3 separate regions of the Mus musculus genome follow, and regions 1 and 3 are each linked to region 2. Evidence: chromatin loops called from intact Hi-C (ENCODE). Cell type or tissue: heart. All regions are shown on one strand.

The links. Hi-C counts contacts between places; a loop is a spot of excess contacts. Peaks named below come from ENCODE experiments on the same cell type or tissue, not always from the same donor. Only the 100,000 strongest peaks of a DNase experiment are listed, where the experiment ranks them.
Region 1: it touches region 2 in a loop (3-fold over the local background); 4 of 42 quality-filtered maps call a loop at or near these places.
Region 3: a loop joins it to region 2, with 2.4 times the contacts of the local background. A loop is called at or near these places in 2 of 42 quality-filtered maps.

Annotation. Positions count from the first base shown.
Region 1 is chr8:46,951,213-46,956,212 of GRCm38, forward strand. It overlaps a transcript of Enpp6 not described here. Among named protein-coding and RNA genes, the nearest start is that of Enpp6, 33 kb to the right of the region's middle. In heart, CTCF peaks have their summits at 1,784 and 2,448 (motif pointing left); a DNase peak (open chromatin) is centred at 2,479.
Region 2 is chr8:46,308,500-46,313,499 of GRCm38, forward strand. All of the region lies in intron 3 of Gm39168 (a long non-coding RNA gene), which reads left to right. Among named protein-coding and RNA genes, the nearest start is that of Gm39168, 9.4 kb to the left of the region's middle. In heart, no CTCF peak of the experiment used is centred here; a DNase peak (open chromatin) is centred at 2,832; H3K27me3 peaks cover 248 bases.
Region 3 is chr8:46,943,281-46,948,280 of GRCm38, forward strand. It overlaps a transcript of Enpp6 not described here. Among named protein-coding and RNA genes, the nearest start is that of Enpp6, 41 kb to the right of the region's middle. In heart, a CTCF peak has its summit at 3,106 (motif pointing left); no DNase peak of the experiment used is centred here; H3K27me3 peaks cover 1,373 bases.

The DNA of each region.
Region 1 (5,000 bases), 640 kb after region 2:
GACATTGAATAGCATAAACAGGTTGTGTCACGAGCTTGTCACAAGCCTAGCTGAAGGCCTATGTGCATATTCATAAATAAATAAATAAAGCCTGTGGTGGCAATGGCAGGAGTCTTTGAAATCTCTAGGCCAGGCCCCAGTAACAAAACCATGTCTCCTAATTCTCCCCGAATAACTAACTGGAGACCAAGTATTCAAACTGCGACTTATGGGGGACATCCCAGGAACCACACTCACAAAGACACAAAGGGGTAAAAAGAGTTGAAAACTTTAAACATAAAGTTGGATTGGAATGCCCATTTGCATATCCCCTGTCCTGGTTTGAATTCCTCGGGGCAATATCAAACACAGAATGTTACATATTATCTATTTGGTCTCATAAAGGAAGATAGGGTTCACCCTGACCTAAGTGGGTATTGCACATTATGTGTAGGTTTTGAACGACAAGCCACGTTCTATGAAAGCGACAAGTGAATGTGAGACGAAGTTGTTTGCTATAATAAATACTCGTGACACAGTGGTCATAAGCCCTTAAAACTATGAAAACATTTCTACATTACAGAAAGCCCCTTTCTGTTAAGCTTTCTGATGACAAGACAGAAAAAATATCTTTGTAAATACCTACTGAACTACGCAATTTCATTGTAAGATGTAGGTGGCACTGTCCTGTGGGTCAGCTAAGGCCAATGTGTGTGGTGGAGCGCTTCCATTTCTGATTTCTGTTTTGGCTGTGAGTTCCAGCTGTGCTACGCCCTTCCAGCGTAAGGGAAGAAAGATGTAAAGAAATACTTTGAGAGCCATGTGCAGGTGTCTTATGAAACATAGCTCTGAAAAGATGGTTTTGAAGTTCCTTTCCACTCCTGTAGCTGAGCTGCTGCCATGAGAATTCTCACCCCCAGTGACCGACCGGCCCGTCTGACCTCAGACAACAAGCCGGAGTGTTTTAGTTACTGTCAAAATCTACTTTCACTTCTGGATCTTGTGAAATTTCAGGATCATAATCGAAATGTACGAAGGGAAAAAAATCCACTTTCAATAAAAAAATTATTTGGATAAAGGATTTGAGATACGATTTTCATCAGTGTGTGCTTTTTTATTATGCATAGTACATTTACTATTTAAATCACATTCTTGGTCTTTATTTTTATGGTCCACTTAAAATTATTGCTAATGACTTCTTGTGATCATAAACTGTTCTGGTCTTGTTTAGTAAGAATTGTGTCCTGCTTTTGTGGGTAAGGAAGTATGGACAGTATTTTCTTAGCTCTAGGAATCCTGATAATGTCTCCTTGCTTTCTCATGCAAGCAATAATATTGGCTTCCCGTAAACATTTCATGCCATACACCACGTTATGTTCAAAGTTCTAAATATACTTCCAGCGTCTCCTGGCAGTTATTGATGTGGGTCAAAAGGCTGAAGCCCACGGATTTTGCATTTCTCTCTAACTTTAAAAGCGTTGCAGTATTGACTTTGGAAAATAAAACACTTCTGAAAGAAACAGCTTTCATTTGAACTATAATTAATTTGCCTTGGGCATTATGGGGGCAGATATTTTCCATTTCAGAAAGTTGTTCTAATTTTTATGGATGTTGTTTTAACTCAGTTGTTCTAGATGGTTCTGTGTTCTCTGACATCTTCTCATCACTCTTCCTTGTTATCCAGTGCTGCACTTCCTGGGGCGTGGAGGGGGCGGGTTGCGCTCTAGTTAACGGTGAAGGACTGATTCCAGCTGATGGTTATGGGAATAGAGCCCACCTTGGCAGGGATGGGGCGGTGTTGATGCTCCTCTTCCAAAGGTCCTGAGTTCAAATCCCAGCAACCACATGGTGGCTCACAACCATCCTAACAAGATCTGACGCCCTCTTCTGGAGTGTCTGAATATAGCTACAGTGTACTTACATATAATAAATAAATAAATCTTTTTTTAAAAATTTAAAAAGATACAATGAAGACAGAAGAAGAAAAGAAGAAAACAGACAAACATTTAAATATATACAGCATACAATTTTGTATAAATAAATCTATTTTCTGTTCTATTTACATATTAGAATATTCCATGCATGTACATATTTAACATCTAAATGTTGAACATATGTTAAATGGCTTTTAAATACATATTTAAACTCTCTGTTGCTGAGATAAATACTCATTTTTTAACTCCACTGGTTTTGTTTAAAACACTTTAAACACTCCCCTACACCCCCCACTCCCCACTTCTGCATCCCTTGAATTTCCACTGAATTTACCTTTGAGTTAGTAATATGAACAAACTTGAGAGGTTTGGCTGACCGTGGCAGTGCAAGCTGTAGACAGTAGCTCGATACAAACCTAAGATGGGAAGAGAATCACTGCAATAAGCCTTTTGATATTTCACAGCTGGGATTAAGATTGTATTTTGGAACTATGGCGCCACCTGGTGGCCATTCTCTTGTTGCCGTTTAACATTTCTATTTTAGACCCCCACCTCTTTGGTAACTTGTACTTGAACACCCTTTGGTCAGGAACCCTAGTATACTATTAAGTAGCAATGTGTGGCCAACTGGACCTGGAAGGCCTCCGCTTGTTCGCTTGCTTGTTAGCACAGGTACCTGGAAATTCTGCAGGTCTAGGTAGAGTACGGGAACAGGGGACAGGAGAGACTTTACATCTTGGTTTTTCACAAGAGCCCTATTATAGCTCTGGCTTTCCCAGAAGCCAACTCCTGTGATTGGATGAGGGACTAATGAGACTAAAAATCAAGCACAAGCCTGCTTGGATAGCTGAGGGAACAACAGGTCTTCTCCAAAGAGGGAGAGGCTTGGGAGATAGCCCCAAGGGGAGGGGACACATCCTCACAACGCGTCACGCACAATAAAGGACTTCATCTAAACATCCATCAGAATCACACAGAGTTTTAAAGACAACCATGCTCAATGCATGCAAGAATGTTAAGGAAAGCTGGTGATTTCCCCAGCAGGTTGATTTGGGGGTTAATTCTTTGGCAATATTAAGAGTTTTGAGGGGCTGGAGAGATGGTTCAGAGGTTAAGAGCACTGGCTATTCTTCAAGAGAGGTCCTGAGTTCAATTCCCAGCAACCAAATGGGACTCATAATAATCTATACTGGGATCTGATGCCCTCTTCTGCCATCCAGACATACATGCAGACAGAATACTGTATCTATAATCAATCAATCAATCAATCAATCAATCAACAATAAATAAATCTTTTTTAAAAAAGATGTTTGAAAACAATCATTGCCTTTTTGTTGAATCTCAACCATAAAGGTAGAAAAGTGGGTCTGTAGGAGGAGAGCTGGCGGCCATCTGTTTAGCTTTAGTAAAGACTAAATATTATGGTATGTATGTTGTACTGTTGCAAAAGGTGGCATGTGCTCAAGGGTTGGTCACTGTCTTAGGGTTTCTATTGCTGTGATGAAACACCATCATAAAAAGCCAAAAGCCACTTGGGGGAAGAAAGGGTTTATTTGGCTTAGATGTCCTGAGTCATAGAGTCCATTAAGGGAATCCAAGGCAGATTCTCAAACTGTGCAAGAACCTGGAGGCAGGAGCTGATGCAGAGGCCGTGGAGGGGCGCTGCTCACTGACTTCTCCTCATAGCTTGCTCAGCCGGTTTGCTCATAGAACCCAGGACCACCAGTCTAGTCCCCCATCCATTGTTAATTCAAAGGACACCCAACATGCTTGCGGACAGCCAGGTCTTACGGAGGCATTTTCTCAGTTGAGATTTTCTCCTCTTAGATGACTACGGCAGCTTGTGTCAAGCTGATAGAGAACTAACCAGCACAGTCACCAACCGGGGATACCATTGGAAGATACTGTAGTCTTTGCCGGAAGAAAGCAGGATATTGGACAAGGTATCCCATTGACGGGGGAACCGGAACTGCAACGGATGTTTTCCTTGTTTGTTTTTGTTTGTTTGTTTGTTTCTCTATTGCTATAGTGAGCAGCTATGTTCCACTGAGTCTCTCTTACCATCATACGCTCCCTTCCATTAGCTCCAGAAAATGAGCCTACAAAGGAAAGAATGAAACCTCTGTACCCATGAGCCAAGATAAAACCTCTCAGGTCATAAGCCATCCTGGGTGTTTTATCACAGGGATGGAGAGCTAGTGTATAGCCAGAATCCGTGTTACTTTACTATTTTGACATGGTGTCCATCTTCAAATAGAATACTGTGTGAAAGTCAAATATACAAATGGGTGGACTGAATATAAAGGGTTCTGCTCTGGCAATAACCTCCACCCTATTATCGGCACAGTCCCCAGCTTCACAGAGACATTACCGGGGCACTTCCATAGTTAAAGCATGTTCTATGGTACAGTGGGACATCCCTGCCTCCATCGACCCTGGATGTTAATGCTAAACCCTTTTCTGGGAGCTCTGAAATCATGGCTGAGTCTCTCATGGGTCTCTTCTGCATTCCAGAGCACACCAAGTTTTTCATTCTGACCTTGATTTTGCTACCACTAAAATGTTTGTCTCGGGACATTAGAAACAACGCCAGGCCATTGGACACCTCACTGTCATTGGAACCACAAAGCTGTGTCAACCCATCTAGCATACATAGTCTTCCCTCGTGAGAGATCTTTAGACTCCTGGATACAACCTAAAACAAACAAGCAAAAACCAGAAAAGCAACTTAAGTAAATGAGAACGTCCAACAACCCCACTATCGATGGAAATGAATATTTCTGGTGTGTTTTCTTTCAACATTTATCTATGTGATATGTACAGCTAAAATACTTGTGCAAGATATGCAAGGTTACTAATACAATATTAATTTATTTTCTGACGCTGTAAGTCAATACCACTGACTGGTTAGTCTAGAAAGAATGTTTATTTGGTTCAAAGTTCTAGAGGCTGCGACGTGCAAGATCAAGATGGTGGCATCTACTGAGAGCCGCCTTCTTGCATCACAGCGTGGGAGGGTACCCCATGACAAGATAAAGCAAGCATGTCCGCACACATCTCGCTCCCTCTTCTTTTTTTTCCCCCATT
Region 2 (5,000 bases):
TCCATTTGGGTATACTTGAGGTAGATTAGCCACACACACCAAGCCATTTAGGGCTGGGTCTAGCCTCCTCCTCCCTATACCTGGTGATAATTCCGTGCTGACATCCTTCCATTCACGTCTCAGTGAATTGAGGTTCTACATGCAGATGTCCACCAGGGCAGGCAGAAAAGAGGGGCTCCCTTTTTTCAGTTTCCAAGCGCTATTCACTCTGTTATTTAAAAAAATGTGGGCAGGAGAGATGGCTCAGCGGCTAAGAGCACTGGCTGCTCTTCCAGAGGTCCTGAATTCAAATCCCAGCAACCACATGGTAGCTCACAACCATCTGTAGTGGGATCCGATGTCTTCTTCTGGTGTGTCTGAAGACGGAGACAGTGTACTCATATATATAATAAATCTGTAGATGGAACCCAGGGCCTTGAACATACATTTTAAGCAAGTGCTCTCTAAGTGAATCATATTCCCAGCCTAGTTTTTTGTTTTTTGGGTTTTTTTTTGTTTGTTTTTGTTTTTTGAGAAACAGCCTTGATATATAACTAATTCTGGACTTGAGGTCAAAATTGCCTTGCTTCTACTTCCTAAATATTAGGATTATAGGTGTCTGCCACCACCCCTGTCTAGTTCATACACATCTTCACCCTTCCCATCAATGAACTCCCTGCCTTGGTCCCGTTGCTCAATCTCCATTCAGATGCAATGGAGCAGCGGGCTTGTCTCACACCTCTGACATCCATTTCCTTTCCCTTCGTGTCCAAAAAGGGTCCGAATAGAGCCGAGTGTCCCATACCTCAGATCCTATCCCTTTCCTCCCTTGAGTTTATTGATGGTCCCTACTGGTATCCAAACAAAGCCGAATGGGCCTAAGGTCCTTTCTGGAGATCTTGGTTGGGCAGCCTGGATGTGTGAGGACAGTCCTCCTGGCTGTCTCTCAGTTATGTCTTCCTTTCCCATCAAGGTTCTGCTCTTATGTGTGGATAGGGCCCCTGCCCTTCAGTCATAACTCAAAGTATCCATGGTATATCCCTGTCAGTTCTTATGAAGCTATCAGTCAGCATCATTCACATGTATAGCCCAAGTTTCTAACAGCTCTGGGTACATCGATTCCTCCTCTTCTTCTTCCTCCTTCTCCTCTCCTTCCTCTTCCTCCTCTTCTTCAACTCACTTTTATTTTATTTTTTCGATTCATTCATTCATTCATTCATTCATTCACTCATTTACTTTATATCCCAATCACAGTGTCCTTCTCTTCCCAGTCCCCCTCACACCACACTTCCCCCAACCTCTCCCTTCACCTCTGAGAAGGGGGGGGGAGTCCCCCCTGGGTACCAACCCACCCTGTGACCTCAAGTCACTGCAGCACTAGGCACATCCTCTCCCAGTGAGGCCAGACAAGGCAGCCCAGTTAGGAGAATGGAATTCACAGGCAGGCAACAGAGTCAGGGACAGCCCCTGCTCCAGTTATTGGGACCTGCATGAAGAACAAGCTGCATCTGGGGGCGGCTAGGTCCAGCCCTTGTATGCCCTTTGGTTGTCTCTGGGAACCCCCAAGGGTACAGGTTAGTTGACTCTGATGGTCTTCTACGGAGTCCCCTCCAGCTCCCCCATCGGGACTATCCTTATGTCATGGTTACTAAGATTCTCTTGCTGTCCCACACTCATTGGTAGTTTCTCCTCTTTTGCTGTTGTGAACACAGCTTCCTGTTCAGGGTTCCCTGCAGGGCTGTCCACATCCCCCTCCCCTCCCTCGGTCTCTCACCTCTTCCTACACATCTCAGACACATCTTCCTCGTAGGAGAGAAGTCTCCTCGTGTCTTGAATATTTCTTAATTCTATATGCTCTTGACAACTGGTTTGTTCTTCAAAAATGGACTCTAAAGCTCTGGGCGCTGTGCCCTGATCTGGAGACAAGGCAGGAGAAAAGCTGGTACCAGGAATCCACAATTCCTGGCTTGCCTCTTTCTCCTCTGCTTTGGGGATGTTAGCCAGCCAGTGCCAACTCTGGGCTGGCTCCTTTGTTTCTGGCCTTGGTTTCAGGTTTCTTCTTGTGACACTGAGTTACACGGAAGAAAAGAAGGAAGGACCATTTTCTGTGAAGATATGGCTTCAATTGCCAGATTTCTATGAAAATGGTTTCCTATGAAATCTTCATATCCTTCCTACCTCTGTTCTGACAGAGCCAGGAAAATGGGCCGGGCCTTCTTTCTACTGCGTTCTATATTTATCCCCATCCTCAACCCTGGCTTTGCACGAGAAATCAGAGCCCTCTACAGACCTTTCCACCCAAGCTCACAACAGTCTTCTCCTTTTTAATCAGTCACTGAAAAATTTCCCACCCCCAAATTGACACATTCGAGGAAAAGAAGGTCTTCTCACCCATGAGTTTATTTGCGCAATGAGCCTCGAAGAACATTCTAGTAATTGTGTGCATTTCCAGGATGCCACAGAATTTCACTGAAAAACAATAAAACTAGATTAGTTTCCCCCCTTTCCCTTAGAAAATAAGGGGAGTATAGGATTAGACCACAAGCATATTAGTAAAGGGGATGGGGCTCTGATGACACACCTGACACCCAAGCTTAGTCAGATGAAACTGCTTCTCTGTATTAGTAAGTTGTGTTAGTATCTATCGTTCAAAAGCATAGATTTTTAAATCTTAATTGTTTTGCTTGTGTGCTCACATGGGTGTGCCTGCCGTTGTACGAGCAGTGTAGACACATGGATGTGGTCAGAGGACAACCTTGGGTGTCAGTTCTTGCTTCTTGCCTCCCTTTAAATGAAGTCTTCATGCTCGCTGCTTCACAGGCTAGGCCAAGAGGCTCGTGAACCGCTAGAGCCGCATGTCTTTGCCTCCCATCTCCCGGTAGGGGGCGCTAAGAACACAGACGTGGGCAGCTGCCTCCAGCTATACATGAGTTCCGAGGAGATCTCTCCTCCATATTTGTGCCCTAAGTACTTTTTACCCACTGAACTACCTCCTGGCCTCTAAATACAGTTTTAAAGTACATTCAAAAAGAAAGATTAACAAGGTAGAAGAGAACTGACTGAAGTAACTTTCACTGATCAACCTGTCTGGGAAGTGTTCTCATGTCGTGGTGACCCCCAACCGTAGCATTATTTTTGTTGCTACTTCCTAACTGTAATTTTGCTACTGTAATGAACCGCAATGTAAATATCTGTGTTTTCTGATGGTCTTAGGCGACCCCTGTGAAGAGGTTGCTCGACCTCCGATGGGCGCGCAACCTACAGGTTGAGAACCACGGACACAGATGGTCTGCCCAAGGCTGCATGTGGAACACAGGCTCATTTCGCTTTTTTTCTGTTAGGTGTCATGGGCCTGTGTCTGTTAACCCCGTTTTTTGGGCTCTTTCCATATAAAGGAAATGCTAGGAATCGTTAGTACAGCAATTGTTGTGAAGTCACAGCTGGTTCATGCAAAGTTTATTGTTCTTTGCCGGCAGCACCCCTTTATAATCAGATCTCTTGTGTTTACAAGGATATGGAAGGTTTTCAGGCAATTTAATGAAAACCATTTGGTCAGTGTTTCATTTGTAGAAGGGCAACTTGCCTAATGATTGATTCATTGAATTTATCATGTTTTGTAGTTGGATAAATTTGCTACTCATACTGATGTCTTTCGCTGTAAGCAGAGTCTTCTGGCAAGGTTTCATTAACTGAGATTCAGTGTTGTCTCATAATATTTATTATGTTAGCTTCAATTTATTTTATTTTATTTTATTTTATTTTATTTTATTTTATTTTATTTCATTTATTAGTATTTCCAAACCCAGGTTTCTCTGTATAACAGCCCTGGCTGTCCTGTCACTCACAGAGATCTGCCTCTCCCTTCTAACTATTGGGATTAAAAGCGTGGGCCACTACTCCCAGCTTAGCTTCAGTTTTGTTTAAAAGCTATCAGAATAGAAGTAATATAGTTCCCTTATGAATGACTATAGTTAAAAACCAATAAGTCACATTTATCATCAGGAACTCTACCTTAGAATTTCAAATGAAAAAATAAAGATTACCCCTTTAGTTTGGATAACTTTTTGTGGAGCTATCTTTCTCCTCAGTCCCCACTGGTCATTTCTAACGGCCATACTAAAATCTAAAGTTTTGTATAATTCCAAGTTTCCCCATCATCTCTAGTTTAATTCTTATTTTTTTCTTATTCTGCATTTTAACCTTTTAGAAATATTTCTTTGATTGTAAATTATGTCTCTGTGTACGGGGGTAGGGGGAAGCTATGTGCAGGAGAGGAGCCCAGAGAGTCCAGAAGAGGTGTGTGTGGGGTGTCAGGTCCCCTAGAGCTGGAGTTACCTGTGGTTGTCAGTCCCCAGGCATGGATGCTGGGAACTGATGAACTAGAGTCCCGCAAAAGTGGCATGTGCCTTTACCTTTTAAAATATTTCTCTAGCCCCCTGCACGATTGTCTGTTTATATTTTAATTATTTTGACTCTATAGTCACAATTACTTTGTTATTATGATATGGTAGATTAAACTTTAGGCAATATTCATATTGTCTTCTATAATAACATCATGAGGTTTTAGACCCTTGAAAACACTCACCTGCCCACAACGAATATTTCTGCCAACCACCAGCGCACCTACATATTGCTATGGCTGTTTGTTTGTTAGAATCCAGATGTGTTTGTACAGATTGCTCACTGACTGGAGTAGCTTATCAAGTTAGCCACTCACTGATCTCTTCCACGGTCCTGTAGTTACAATTCAGTAATAGAGTCATAATTTGAAAGCGGTAGTGTCGTGTATCACCCGTTTTGTAACCTGCTCATCAAATGTCAGCGTCTTCAGTCCACATGTGAGGTTCTGAGGGTCTTGCTCTTTTGCATAAAACATAAGCAAAGCACTCACTGGATGAACTATTTAACAAACTGGTGAATTGTGGAAATCAACAAGGCATGGGTTAAGTTGAAGACAAATGGAAGAAAGATGCAGGGTCTGTGACTTTGTGATTAAATCCACATAGCCTGTCTCACTACAC
Region 3 (5,000 bases), 630 kb after region 2:
CATGTGACCTTGTTCCTCATCTGTAAAATGGGCACATTCTCATCTGCTGAAAGGTGAGTGGGCTGCTGTCAGGACAATGTCTTTGTGGCTTGCATCCTTTGCAAGAGCCCCACAGGGAGGGATGGCAGATGCCAGCTGCCTGCTTTGCTTTCAAGCCCTCAAACCCACTTTGTCACAAAGCACAGGCCTCTCGTGGTAACCACCCACACCATCAGCTCAAACCCAGGTATTTCCCAGGCCTGCCTCACTTGGTGGCTGTTTATAGGGGCTTTTTGGTTTTTTTCATTTTTCTTTGTTTTTTCTTTTGAGCTCAGGTTAAAGGGAGGGAAAGAAAAGTGAGAAAGGGGGGTCCCCCTGCCGCCCCCCCCACCCCGTAACTGCTCCAGTTTCATCTCATCAAGACAAGAATCTAAACAGTTTCTGGAAAGTACCCTTGTACAGAGGCAGCTGCGAGGGAGAAAAAACAGCCATGAGCATCTCATTGATTCCCTCTGCATCATGGCTGTGTCCTTCTCAGACTTCGCTTGTTTTCCTCCTGCTGGTGCGGTCCTGCTTCCCCACAAATTCTCCTCTCTCTGTCTTAGAGAGCAAGGCTCAATCCCTACTTCCCAAGGATAGTGGATCTTTAAGAGGAAGATGTCAGGGTACTTAGTAGGCCAAGCAGTAGGTGGAAAGACAACAGGATTTGAGGTAAGGCAGGCCTGGGTCTGAGTCCCAGTTCAGTTAGTGTGTGACCTGCAGAAGTTGACTTTCCAAGTCTCAGTTTCCTCATCTGTGAAATGGGAGAGTTTATATCCTATTAACAGACCGCTGTGGGGGCCCTGAAGCACACTCACAACATCTGGAGCTGCTTGTGTGTTTACTTTGCGCTGCAATGACATGTGTAGACAGGTCATACAGTGGGAGGGAAAGCCCTAGAAATCTCCAGGACCCATGTGTTATCTCACACACGATTCACTTCTAATTCCCATTTACCTGGCAGAGTGCTATGAAAATATAAAAATGTGATATGGTCAAGCAATAGAGTGTAAATACATTCCACTTCATAACACCAATAAATACACAGATCTTTTCGAGATAACTAGATCTTCAAGTGTGTGTTTGAACAAATCCACAAGAAGAGAAAAGTACCATAGAGGGGGCCTGTGCCCTCAGCACAGTCCCTACCGCCTACAAAGAAGCCATAACACAACCAAAATACTTGTATATTTTATGTCAAATTGACACAAGCTAGAGCCACCAGAGAGGAGGAAGCCTCAGGTGAGAAACTGCCTCCTTAAGATCGGGCTGTTGGCAAACCTTTAAGGCATTTTAATTCATGATTGATCGTGGAGGGCCCAGCTCAATATGGGTGGTACCATCCCTGGCTGGTGGTCTTAGATGGTATAAAAAAAAAGCAGGCTGGGCAAGCCAGTAAGCTGCACCCCTCCGTGGCCTCTGCATCAGTTCCTGCCTCCAGGTTCTGCCATGCGTGAGTTCCTGCCCTCACTGCCTTTGATAATGAGCTGTTCTATGGAACTGTGAATGCAACAACCCCTTTCCTCCCCGAGTTGCTTTTGGCCATGGTGTTTCATTACAGCAGCAGTAGTAACACTAAGACACTTGACTTTGGTTCTGAAAAGGTTTCCGTATTGAATGCGCCACCTCTCTTACGCAGTTTAAGAAGCCCTCGGCTATCTGGAAGCTTTCCGACACCTGAACACCACGGATACTTCTGAAAAGCACACAGCAAAGATTGGTGTGAAGAAGCTAGGCCTTGAAGGATCCTTCCCTGGGAGGCTAAGCGGGAGCCCGGCAGCTCTGAATCTCCTCTGGCAAGCACAGACTCCATGGAGAGTCCTCTAAACCACTTCCGGCAACAGCACAGGGCGCAGTCGCTACAGCTCTGGGGTGAGTTCTTTCTCTGTAGCACTCAGCCCTTAGGCTGTGAAAAGCATGTTGCTTCCCCAGGCTCCTTAGTGTTCTGCTTTGAGTCTGAAATGGCGCCTGCAAGTTCATGTGCTTTAATACCTGGTCCCTAATCGAGGCTATTGCACTATTGAGAAGTTATAGAACATTTGGGATGCGAGGCTGGCTGGGTTATGTTGGCTGGACTCTGCATGTGATACACATCTCTGGTCCTGGCCCTAGATGTCCTCCTCTTTCTGACCTGCCTTGCTGTGAACAGGCGTGATACCTCAAGCCCCAGCCATGGCAGATGGAACCACTTCAGCTGCTATGCCACCTCTGGCATAATAAATTGTACCCTTTGAACCATGAACCAAGATAAATCTTTCCCCCTTTAAGCTGTTTTTTTTTAAGATTTATTTTTATTTATGTGTATGTGTGTGGTGGGGGTGGTGCAGAGACCAGAGGAAGTGTTGTAGCCCCTGGAACAGGAGTTAGAGGCAGTTTTGAATCTCATGATGTAGAAATGAACTCAGGTCTTCTAGAAAAGCAGCAGATACTCTTAATCTTGGGGGCGTCTCCCCAGCCCCCTCTTATGTGGTTTCTAATCAAACAAGAAGACAGTACACTTATTAAAGTCATTCCTGAGATATGAAGTGTGGGAAGGATGCTCTATTTCAAGGTCCTGGGATATTCATCTGTCTCAAAAGCTGTGATAAGCCTCTACTCAGACCAACTCAGAACTCAGGCCATTCCTATTTTTCACCTTCAAAACCAAACAACTACAAAAGGAGGAATAGAAGAAGTGAACCAGGAAGTTTGGGACATCACATTTGCTAGAAGAGGAGTCAGGTTGGATCAGTGGGGGTCACAGCAATGTTGATGCTGCAGTGGAGAACTGAGATCAATGGGCACTGATTGACAGCTCTCTCTGCCCTAGCTTACTGGTGTCACAAACAGCAAAGTCAGACACTGGAATGGTTAGGGTGTATTTTAATCAATAAGACCAGTGTGGTAGGGAATAGAATCCAGGACAGACCGAATGCAACCTTGATTTGTGTGCTGTGAAGGGAGAAAGAAGAAACGAGGGACAAGTGGGGAACAGTAGAGTCAGGAAGAAGGCGGCTGGATCATAAGACACACACCTACCTGGGTCTGTTACCTGGGACTTACTGAAAGTGGTGCCCACACTTACTGAAAGTGGCGCCCCCTGCTGGGTTGAAAAGGAAGGAAGGCTTTTTTGGCAGCCTTGAGTTCTCTTCAGCAGGTGCTTGAAGTCTGATAGGGTCAGCCCAGGCCTTGAGCTATTAGAACTTACACCGGCTTTCCAGAGTAAGGTTAAGGTCTAAGTAGGGACCTTATGGCTAGAGCTGGTTAAAGAAGTACTTTTCACCTCACTCTTCCCCCCACCTTTTTTTCTCTCATGCCAAGTGTTATGATTAAAAATTGTGAGCCAGGGGTTGGGTACCTTTGGTGACCAGTGCCAAGGTGAACCTCTGAGAAATTACACCATGCAACACATCTAGCTTAAGAGGTTTATTGGGGAGAGGAGAGGAATGAGAACAAGAGGAGAGATAGATATTGACAAGGAGATGGAGGAGAGCACAGAGAGAGAGAAAGACAGAGAGACAGAGGGAGACAAAGAGACAGAGAGAAACACAGAGAGGGGCGGGCAAAGACGAGATGGGGGAGACAGAGAGTCAGAGAGACAGGGACAGAGAGAGAGAGAACGGGAGAACTGGAGAAGGCAAAGGGACAAAGAGAGATGCTGGATGGCTGGGGTCCATTTATCCACAGTATTCACCTGGCAGCAGCCGCTGCTAGGTCCCTGAGCAGGTCAGTGGAATCTCCTGTATACTAACAGAGAGTGTCTTCAAAGGGGATCCTCTCTGTGGGACTCAGTGCTAAGCTCGGCTCACTTGTTGAGATGCTTGAGATGCTCGGGGAGAGGAGAACGCCTGTTACTAGGAGGTAATGAGGAGGTCCTTCGCAGACAGCCACATTCTGAGCTTGGAATTTAGTGCACACCCAGGTTCTGTTCCTTACTGTGGACCAGCCCGTTGTTTCCTCCTGTGAGCCTCCATTTCTTCACTCACCTGTGAAATGAGGGAGAGACCTTTTTCTTTGGACTTGTGGATTAGAAAATCCTTGAGCCAAGCAAACAGCATTTAATGAGCAGCTAATACATATTCATTTCTTTATCTCTGGAGCAAAGTTCAGAAAGTGCTTGATTTAATAAGCAAGTCAAATTCCAAAATTCTTGCATTTTTAGTCGTCTGTGACCTAGAAAACCTTTCTACTGAGGTTCCCAAGACCACTCCCAAACACCTCACTTACGCAGATGCTGCTCTGTGCTCCCTATAAGCACAGATGCAAAAACGTCTTTGGCAGATCTTTCAACATGCACGATTTCCGCAAGTGAGAGAGGTGGGTCTGTGACGCGGTCCGTGGTGAAGATGCTTCTGAGAGAGAAAGCCTGCATCCTAAGCGCGTGTATCTGCTCTCTCACCTTCCCCTGGGGTTCTCTGTGAATCTTACACATCCTAGCTGATGCCAGGGCAACTTAGGTTCACACCCTGGCTCTCCCCCTCCACTTGGTAATTTTGTGACGCGGGTTAGTTCTCTCCGCTTCTGTTTCCCCCTCTGTGAAATGGATTAAGGACAGTGTGTTGCCCTCAAGGTCCTCTTCAAAGACTTCGATGTAAGAGGGTAAAACTGTGTGGCAGAGATCAGGACAGGTCCTAGACTAAACAGCACCGCTCGGTATTCCTCTGTGCTACGGGGCGGTACCCAAGCTGAGCTCAGAAAATACTCGCGGCATTGACCTAATGAAAGACTGTGGGGGCGACATTGCCCCTGCCTACTTTGTCCTTGGTTGTCTGAGGAGATACCCAGTTCAGGATAGAAGGTGGACAAGGAGCAGGCTCACGTGACCTACCCACAGCCAGAGCAGGGATGGAGCCAGGGAAAACAGACCTGTTGCTGGACACACTTGAAACTTCTCTCTGGAAAACTTCGAAGGAAGTTTTCTTAGTCCTAAAACTTCTGAGTAGGTTGATTAAAATCCACCAGTGCATATCTGATACTGAGGAAATATCACAGGAATTCTTGGC